Linked DNA regions of Mus musculus: region 1 is linked to region 2. A link is a loop called in an ENCODE intact Hi-C map of the cell type or tissue named here. Cell type or tissue: heart. All regions are shown on one strand. Links, peaks and the distances in the headings refer to the core of each region. The heading gives the core; the rest is flanking DNA.

The links. Peaks named below come from ENCODE experiments on the same cell type or tissue, not always from the same donor. Only the 100,000 strongest peaks of a DNase experiment are listed, where the experiment ranks them.
Region 1: it touches region 2 in a loop (3-fold over the local background); 3 of 42 quality-filtered maps call a loop at or near these places.

The regions. Positions count from the first base shown.
Region 1 is chr1:155,964,959-155,969,989 of GRCm38, forward strand. The region is part of intron 1 of Cep350 (centrosomal protein 350); the gene reads right to left. Among named protein-coding and RNA genes, the nearest start is that of Cep350, 5.8 kb to the right of the region's middle. In heart, for the core only: no CTCF peak of the experiment used is centred there; no DNase peak of the experiment used is centred there.
Region 2 is chr1:155,810,020-155,815,050 of GRCm38, forward strand. Qsox1 (quiescin Q6 sulfhydryl oxidase 1) reads right to left here and starts at 2,880. Exons shown (of 12, transcript NM_001024945.1): 1 at 2,507-2,880. The coding sequence starts at 2,780. In heart, for the core only: no CTCF peak of the experiment used is centred there; a DNase peak (open chromatin) is centred at 2,872; H3K4me3 peaks cover 2,322 bases; H3K27ac peaks cover 1,591 bases.

The sequences.
Region 1 (5,031 bases), core at 1,339-3,838, 150 kb after region 2:
CTTCTGAAAACAGGGGTTGGGAAAAAAACAAAAATCAGTAAATTTACCAATAGTTTAAATTTTTTTCAACCATAAAAACTTTAATCGCAGTTATCAGCACTGATTGAAAAAAAGAGATCGGAGGCTGAGAAGGTGGCTTGGTGGGTAAGAGCACACACTATACAAACAAGAGAGCTTGGTCCAGATCCCAGTCAGCAAGCATAAAGCTGGGCATGGGTGCACGTGCCTGTATGCTAGCACTGCAGAGGACAGCGACAGGTGTGTCAGTGAAATGCCTGTCTCAAAAGGGAATGAGGCAGAGAATGATACAGCGGGGAATCTGACATCCTCCTGAGGGCAAGACGCACATGTGCACATGCACGCACACATGCATGCGCTCATTCTTTATCACTAATCTGTCAATGATCTGACAAAACTGTCTTCATAAACATTTCTTTGCCTTAAAAGTAAGTGCCAAAAATATAGTGACTATTTTCTCAATGTAAAGTATAAGTAGGTCAAATAAGTTTTAAAACTGCATTCTAGCCTACAATGTCTCCATCTAAGGGTCTATGCTAATAAAAGTAAAGTGGTGTAAACATTAAAAAGTTTCAAAATAAATGCCTAATTTACAGTCAATCTACAAATATCTGGTCAACGTTTATATAGCATGTATCAATAGATTACATTATTATATAATGTCATATTTGCTCATAAAATGATGTAGTTCAGGATCACAGCTCTATTACACAAGGAACACAGAAACAACATATGTGCCATACAATCCTTTCACTCTAAGGACAACACAAGCACCACTTTCAGAGGTGCCACAATGAGGTTCAGCAGCAGCCCTGGAGTGACTGAACTGAGGTCATGTCCGCCCACCGGATTTAGGGGCTAGTCAATTGTTTATAATCATTTGTTGATTTGGGTACCAATTTCATGGATATGTACATTTCATAAGACTTAACTCAGTTATACATTTGTACATTGTTTTCGTGCATATCATATGTCATTTATACCATTTTATAAGACTTTTCCAAACACAAAACCAAAGCAACAATCTTTAAAAATGACTTTTTCCTGACTTACGAATTGATTTTTTGACAGTCTTAGAACGATTTGAGTGAGCTGAAGAGGTGGCTCAGCAGTCAAGAACACTTGTAGAGGACCTGGGTTTGATTCCCAGCATTCCTACTGTTGCTTACAACCACCTATAACTCCTATTCCAGGGGTCAGATACCCTCTTCTGACTTTTGCCAGCACTAGGCACACATGCAGTGCACTGACATAAATGAAAGCAACCACTCATAAACATAAAATAAATAAAGTTTAAAGACTTATTTAAACATTGTTTAAAATTATGTCTTTAAAAATCTAAAAATAAAAAACCCATATGCACAGTATAACTTTCCATTTGATGGTATTAAAGCAATATTTTATTAACATATACAATTTCGAACTTTAATCTTGAAACTCCCACTTCTCCTAGATTAATAATGTAAGCACAGCTCTCCTTTTTCCTTAACAGCACATACATTAACTGAGTGATGAAGGCCCTCTACCTCAGCCCAGTACTTCAATGGTTACATTTCCTAACACTAGACCTCTTTTCTAGCTTCTTCTTACCAAGAAAATTCAACACATTTTAAGGTATGTGTATACATGTCCGAGTACACATGTGTGAGTGGGTATGTGTATGTACGTGTGTGCGTGTTATGTGTGTGTGCATGTGCACATGAAGGGCAAAAGTCAAAGGTGGGGCCTGTCTTCCTTTCTCAGACAAAGTCTCTCACTGAACCTAGAGCTCACCTACTGACCTGGAGTACACGGCCAGCAATCCCCAGGGATCCTGCTTCCATCTCACTACAGCCAGGATTACAGGCATATAGCATAATGCCTGGCTTTTAGTGTGGGTTCTAGAGATCTGAACTCAGGTCTTCACGCTTACATAGCAAACAGTTCAATAACTGAGCCAGCTCCCTAACCCCTCAATACACTTTTCATAATCTCAGCTATTTCCCAAATGCTATTGTAACTTGCCTAAATCCTTCTGGGGCTCTGAATAGATATTTAGAATGTGGTTGGAAATTTTACAGGTTTAGGAATGTGGCAGTGTTGGTTATCCTCTGGAGTTCATGACCTCACCACCCACAGGCAGGGCTATATTTACTGGAACAAGGATGAATTCCCATCTACCAAACAGGCCGCAAGTCTACCTGTGAGCGTATCTTGGCCGTTATTGTTGTAATTTACAGGCTTTGACACGGGTAAGACATTGCTTTATTTACACTCCTATAGATGAAGAGCTACAGGTTGTTAAGAGAGGTAGAACTAGCCTTCTTCTAGGACAAGTGCCCTAATAAGTTATCTGATTCCACGTGATCAGTCCTAAATACATACACATATAAGCACCACTAAATGGACTGAACATGTTACATTTATTTATACATGCACACACATACACACACACATATATACACATACGAGTGCACACCCCAATCTGGTTAAAATCATATATATTGATAAGAACTTTTTGTTTGGTCTTGTTTTTGTTTTTCGAAACAGGGTTTCTCTGTGTAGTCCTGGCTGTCCTGGAACTCACTCTGTAGACCAGGCTGGCCTCAAACTCAGAAATCCACCTGCCTCTGCCTCCCAAGTGTTGGGATTAAAGGCATGCGCCACCACTGCCCAGCTAAGAACATTTTTTAAATGTTGACTTGACAGTAAACAAGATCTTAAGCTAACAAAGACTCTGTGTATTCAAACATCACCAAATGTAATGATTTATGTAAGTCTTGGGCAATTGAATACTTGGTCCCTGATGGTCTTTGAGAATGAGGTATGGCCTTGCTGGAGAAAGAACATCACTAGGGGCTTTGAGGTTTTCAAAAAGACCTGCAACTCTTTGCCATTCCAAGTTTGCTCTGTTTCCTGTGAAGTGCCCTGTCTGCTGCTGCTCCAGCAGCCTGCTGCCACCTACCTCTGCTCTGCCATTGTGGATTATCGTCCCTCTGGAACTGTAAGTCAAATAAGCCTTTCTTCCACAAACTGTGTTACTCATAGTATCTTATCATGACAATTGGAAAGAAGCTAACTCACCAAAATCTTTGCCAGATAAGAAAGGTACCAAGACCACGCTTGGGGAGACACAGTTGTAATCCGGGCACTCTGACAGCTAAGGCAGGGGCATAGCTGCAAGTTCAATCAACCCTGGTCTATATAGTAGCTCCAGGACAGCCAGAGCTACATAATGGTCTCTATCTCAAAAGAAAAAAAAAAAGGTATAAGGCAGCCAGGTGTGTAGTGCAGGCCTATAATCTCAGCACTCATAAGGCTCAGGCAGGAGGACTTCAGGTCAGAGCTACATAAGGAGTTCCAAGAAAGACTAGGTACAATGTGAGCCCCTATCGAAATAATAATAAAAGTTCAAAGGCTACCCCAAAACCTATAGCTAAAAAGAACTGAACTTACTATTAACTTGGGAGTTTGTTGGGGAGAATGGAAAAACAAGCGGCCTCCTTATGCTGTGTGTGTGTATATATATACACATATACATAAATATACACACATGTATATAGTGTGTGTGTGTGTGTGTGTGTGTGTTGCCCAAGTAAAATGTCATTTTAACTTTGTCCTTTTCTTACTCTACAGCACTAGCTGGCTTGGAGCTGTCTACATAGAGTACACTGGCCTGGAACTCAGAGAGATCTGCCTGTCTGTGTTCTAGGAAGGTATGCACCATCAAACATGGCTGAAGAAAGAAGAAAGAAGAAGGAAGAGGAGGAGAAGGAAGAAAAGAAGAGGAAAAGAGGAAGAACTTTTCGAGAAAAGGTACCACAGGAACACTGCATCTCCTTTTAGAGCTACTTACCCAGGTTCTCGAATTCCTGGCCACATTTTCCTCACACTTTTGTCCCAGTCTCCCCTCCCCAACACTTTCCTATATGCAGTTATACTTAAGGACATCTAAAAAAGATTAAGTCCCTCACCCAGGACCCCCTTCACTACTGCGTCTTCCTTTACAAACCTCTCAGAAATGCTGCCTCTACGCTACACGTCTCCATTTCCAGATCCTTTCACTCCCTTTCAAGCAGCTGCAGGGTGGCCACCATCCTCATCCTCACTCACTGAAACCATCAAAGACCACTTCTCCAAATCCAAAGGGCTACTTGACCTCTTGACAGCATTCACCACAGGTGACTACTCTCTCAAAATGAATCAACAACAATTTTCCTCTCAGATACTGTTAACTGAAGAACTTATCCCTGATATATGCAATAAAATGGAACATCATATTAATCAAACCCTATTAGTGAACAGAAAATCATCCTGAGAGATGCAGTAGAAGGGACTGCGACCATTGTCTACAAATGGAAGCGGACACACAATGAGGCTAACTGAACCCAACATACTCTGACGAACTCCTCATAGTCTTGCGCGTGCTTTATGGTTGTCTGTGATCCACGTGCTCATAGGTAAAACAAGAGCCTTTACTCACTGAGCCATCTTATTGGCCCCTATCTATCTTTTTACAAGCCAAATCATATTACACAGTATTTCTTCTACACACTATTATATCATGAGCACTGTTCCATGTCAGTACATAATAGTGACAAGAAGCAGCTTTATAATGCACCCTGTGCTTACTTAGAATACAGACACTAAGTCATTTAGTTCTCACAATAGCCCAGAGAGGCATGGACTAGCATTCTATCCACCTTACAAAGCCACAGCTGGTATAAAGTGCAGTTAGGACGTGAACCTGTAAGACATGCTGCCTGGTCCATGTGCTGAAGGACACGCTCAGCTGCCTCTCACCAAGTAAATATAGATCCCTAAAGCCTGCTAACAACTGGGAAGTAGCTCACAGCATGGATATACTGTGATTTTAACTATTCCCTTACCAACGGACATTTTGAACGTTTTTAATAAGTATGCTTCCTTTTATTTGTAATTATGATAAATGAATATTCTTTATTTATAGTTCGGCTCTTCTGTTAAAATTTATGTAACATAAAACTCACAAACATTAAATGATTTTATCAAATA
Region 2 (5,031 bases), core at 1,338-3,837:
AGCTCCTCTGGAACAGAAAGGGAGAAATAGACTCTCAGAAACAAGGGCTCTGCCCCAGGGCAGCGACTTCCTGGAGAACCTACCATCAGACTAGACTTGCTAAGAAATGAGCCCTATCCAGTCAGATGAAATGCCCGAAGCCAGCTGGCCAGGATTCCCAAACATCTTCCCAGCCCCCATGATTGTCCATGCACTCTCTCTGCTCCTGCTGAAGACACTTGTAGCAGCTGGTAAGGGCAGTTCACTGTTATGACGCCTCTCAGTGTGGTTTGAGGGCAGCCATCTGCTAGCCCGTGGCCACATGCTTCCTCAGGGAACCTCAGAAGTGAGACAAGCCCTAGCCTCTCCAGAGGGGAACTGTGAAAGACACTGCTCGCTGTTTCAGGCCAACTCCAGATCCTGCCCTCCACCTCTACAATCTTGCTAAAGGAAAGACTCACCCCCATAGTCAGAAAGAGACCCCCCTAGTTTCCACTGAAACCCCCTACCTCCCATTTCCTCCTGGTTTAGCCTCTGATGTCTCCATTTCTCCTTCCACAAGTTAAGATTTGCTTTTGTTTTTCTTTTCGGAGAAGGACTGTCGCTCCCTGCAAGACCCTTTTTGGAAATGTTCGTATATAAACAGGCTGTGTCAGTGCCTGGCTATGCAGCTCACAGGAGAACTCCGGGTTGCGAGAGGCCAAGCATGTGAGTCAGCTGGAAGCTAATCTTTCCCTTTAGCCCTCTTAAAATGCAAGCACCTATTCTAGAGCGAGCCCATATGTTGCCCTTAGAGACCTCTTAAGAGACTCAACTTAGAAACAGATGGGGGACTTTTCTGATGTCTGGGCCTGCACTGTTCTGGCATGACTTGCCCTCAGTGTTTCAGCTCCAGAGCCCACATTCTTTCTCCCTCTTGCCCTGACCAAATGTGCTGACATCATTAAAATAGTGTGAAGGACCCGTCACACGGATGATGGGGACGGAGAGGCATGTGGGTTAAGTATAAATTGGAAGCAAGGGAAAAGAGCTTCTAGGTGCGGCTAAAACTTATTTTGGGGGACAGGCAGTGGTGGCACCCAAGAGGTAGAGGCAGGTGGATCTCTGTGAGTTGAAGGTCAACCTGGTCTACAGAGTGAGTTCCCAGACAGCCAGGGCTACACAGAGAAATCCTGTCTTGAAGAAAAAAAAAAATTTTTTTTTTTTTTGAAAACTACACACCATTCCATGAGACCACTTCAGTAAGCACTTTGCCAGCCGCTCAGGGGAGGGGGAGATGAAGTCCAAGATGACCTTGGACAAAGGCGCTCTTTACACCCATCTGAGCTTGTGGAGAACCATCAACTACACAGGAGAGGGGCTGAGGGGCTAGTTTTCCTGTCTCTAGAACGCCTGGCCCTAACTAAGACACAGTTTTCTCATCCAACTATTACTTCGGGTTAAGAGCTCTGCTAGTCCCCTGCCTGGCACCACAAACTAGGAAACACACTCATCAGAGAAGTGACAAAGTCAGGAACCAGTCCCCACAACCATGCCACTCCTGCTCCCCACCCCTCCCCTTACCCACCCCCAGCACCCTTGACTTGAGTTAGAAAGATGTGTGTATAGCAGGGAATCTTTAAGCTGTAGAGAGGAAATTCTGTCGTGTCCACAGTACAGAGTCTACTATTTAAGCACTTGGTCTATAATAATTACCATTATTATGTTCCCTCATCTGCAAGTCTTAATTTTTCAATATTTTAACATTCCTATAATACAGCACACTTTAAAAATCCCTATACGTTTGGTGGTTTTCTTATCCTGCTACCCCTTAGGCTGTAATTAAATGAAGAGTGGGTCCCGTAATTGGCATTTTAGAATGGAGGAATAGCCAGACCAGTGACTGGAGCATGGAGCACGGGCCAATCACACACCACAGGCATACATATAGTTTAGTCTCATGGGCTTAAAGGCTAAGGTCTAAGCGAGTCCAGACCCAAGGAGAAGAGAAATAAGAATGTGGCCTGGAAGCTAAGGTGCTAGAGGTAGCAGGTCAAGAGAAGCCTGGACTGGACAGGCAAAGAGGAAAACCACCCGATGAAGACAGACATCTACCTCATAGGTAAGGATGAGAAAGGAAATGTGTATACCAACTATGTAACTTGCCACGGGGGGTGGAGAAAAGTGGTGGGGGCGGTAGAATGAATGCCAACTCTCTATCCAGCACTGTTCCACCTCGACTACTAGGGAAGTTGGCAAGAAGGGATCCCTGGATGAGGAAGGAGGCTGCTACAAAGCTGGATTGGAGAAAGGCTCAGAGAAGAGCACAGGGAACAAGAAAACCCTCTCGAAGGATAGAGACAAAGACTTGTCAGAGGAAGACGCAGGAGCAGAGGACTGAGGGGACGCGGCCAGGGAGAACTTAAAGGCTATGGATTGGGGGAGGGGAGGGACTGCGATGGACCAAGGAAGCCGCGAGGGAGGGGACGAGCTAGCGGGACGGTTGGCAGGACCTGCCGGTGGGTCGGGGAAGGCCTCCACTTCTCACCTTTCACGTCGTTAGCAAGCTCCTTCCACGTCGGGGCGAAGGCGATGCAGTGGCCACACCAGGAGGCGAAGAACTCCACCGCCCAGGCGCTGCTGGAGCCGAGCACAGTGGGACGCACCGAATCAGCATCCAGCAGCGTCAGCGGGTCAGAGGACGAGTAGAGCACTGAGAGCCGGGCCGCGTAAGCGCCGGGCCCCGAGAAGAGCAGAGGCGAGAGCAGCAGCAGTAGTAGCAGCAGCGATGGCGGCCCCGAGAGGCGGCCGCACCTCCTCATCCTAGGCGGCTTGAATGTCCACCTCCTTCAAGTTTGTGACTAGTCAGTATCCGGAGCCTGCCGCGCACCAACAGCCTCCGCCCCGGAGGAGGAGGAGGAGCTAAGAGGCTCCGCCCCGAGGCGGGGCCGACTCCCGGGACCGCCCCTGCGAGCGTGTGAGCTGCCAGAGCCGGGGTCCCGGTGCTGGTGGGCGCTCCGCGGTTCCCATCCCCCGGCGAGCCAGACCTCCGAGCTGGGTCCGGAAACGAGTGCCGCCCGGGACCTCAGGCCGCACTCGAGGTCGTTGAGGGGGCCGGGGCAACGTTTGGCCGCTCTCGGCCCCCGTATCCTACGGAAGCGGAGTCCGTTGGCATAGTCGTTACAGATTTATCTTGTTCCTGGAAAGTTCCAGGGGGCTCCTTCTCGCAGTTTTCACATTGGGAATTCGAAGTAGGTGGGAGAAAAGAGCCAGGAGGTAGGACATTGTGATTGTCAAGGCCCACAGGAGCCAGAAGCACGCACGCCTCCGGAGGCCCCACCGTCTAGGGAGCTATTGCTGGAGGGCTTCCTACGAGGGGACAGGACGCCCTCTCCCACAGTTGGCTGGGCTCTGCTGCCTTGGAGTCAAGGTTTCTTTGGCATTGACATCCCTCCACCCTTTGTTGGGTTGATTCCTTCAGGTTGGACTCCCTCCCCACAGCTCAGATGCTATATTGCCCTCAGCCTACTCAGCCTCATGCTCCTATGTTCTCTCAAGTATCCGGATCAACTAAGCTTGTGTCCACAAGTAAGAAAGTGATAGTGAATTTTCCTATGGCCACCTTTTGTACCTCGGGTGCCTTGTGAGATATCTTGAAGTGAATAGGTCATCCTCAGAATTGTCACACTGGCCTTTTTCTTTTGTATCTCTGGATTAGTTAGCCCTCTCTGTGACCCCTTGGCCTAGCCCTTAAGGTGTGTTACTCCTTTCCTTCATAAGAAACTGAGTAACGTCTCTGTGCCAGTCATGCACCAGATATTAAGAATGAGGTGATAAAAGACTGAGGGGTGTGGAACTTACAATGGGGACAGATGGTATGCAAGTGAATGTAGGTTGACTGATGACAAATATCAAGGGGAGCTATGGTTATAATAGGAGGTGGTCAGGGACAGGGACATCTGATATTTGAAGGGACCGACCGAGTCAGTAATACCGCTGAAGACCAAATACAGGTTTGTAATCTTAAAAAATAACAAACCAAAGGGCATGGTGGGGCATGTCTAAAGCCTCAGATACTCTGTAGGCTGGGATGGAACAATATGAATGCCAGGCCAACTTGGGCTACATAGTGTCTCAAAAATAAAAACAACCAAATTATTATATAAATTTCTTATCCTTTTATCTAGATCTTTCTGATAATCTGAAAACCAGTTTCTTTTTTCTGGAGTTCTTGAATTCCCCCAAGATGTCCAGTAGAGTTTGTTGGCTTTGAGGGTAACTGGTTCCTGCCTTCCTCGTTTCCCTCCTGTTTCCACTCTGTTGTATTCCATTATGGGCACAATTTTAACAGCCTTCTTTGCATATCTGAGCCTCGCACACGCTTCCTAGAAAGAGAGACCTTGGGAAAGGGTCAGAGCAGGCTATGTGTCTAAGTGCTGCCTGTTGCTAGAAAGGCAGCATTTTAGGGTCTCAGGTGTTGGAAGCATAATTTTAAGTCTGTTGGCATATGGGCTGTTTGTTTTTGAGGCAGGCCTATTATGTAACTTTGGCTATTCTGGAGCTCACTGTGTAGCCCAGAATGGCCTTGAACTCACAGAGATAATCCTGCCTCTGCCTCTCAAATGCTGGGATTAAAGGCATGTGTTACCTACCATCACCACCCCTGGCACAATTGGGGTTCTAGCTCTGTGGAAACCAGGTAGCTGAAAGATGAGAACCCCAAGGTTGGGCATGGGGTGTTCAAATTTTAAGGAAGTTCTTATGAGGAAACACCAGAATGGCATTTGGGAGGGGACTTCATGACAGTCTAAGGTAAGACCATTCCAGGAAGAGGCCCAACAGCTGGTCTTTTGCTTCCTTCAACTATTTAGGTTCTCTGTGCCTCACATTTAAAACTCGTAAGGAAATTACATCACCAAAGTAAAGTGGAAGGTTCGTTCCTCTCTGACCCTAAGCCATCTCATGTGGTAGGCATTCCTCCCTGGGATTCAGCCCCTGACTGGCTTCCGTGGTCCCATGTCCGTCCACCCTAGAGGCCACTAGGACCTGGGCCTCACCCTTGTCTTAAGATGT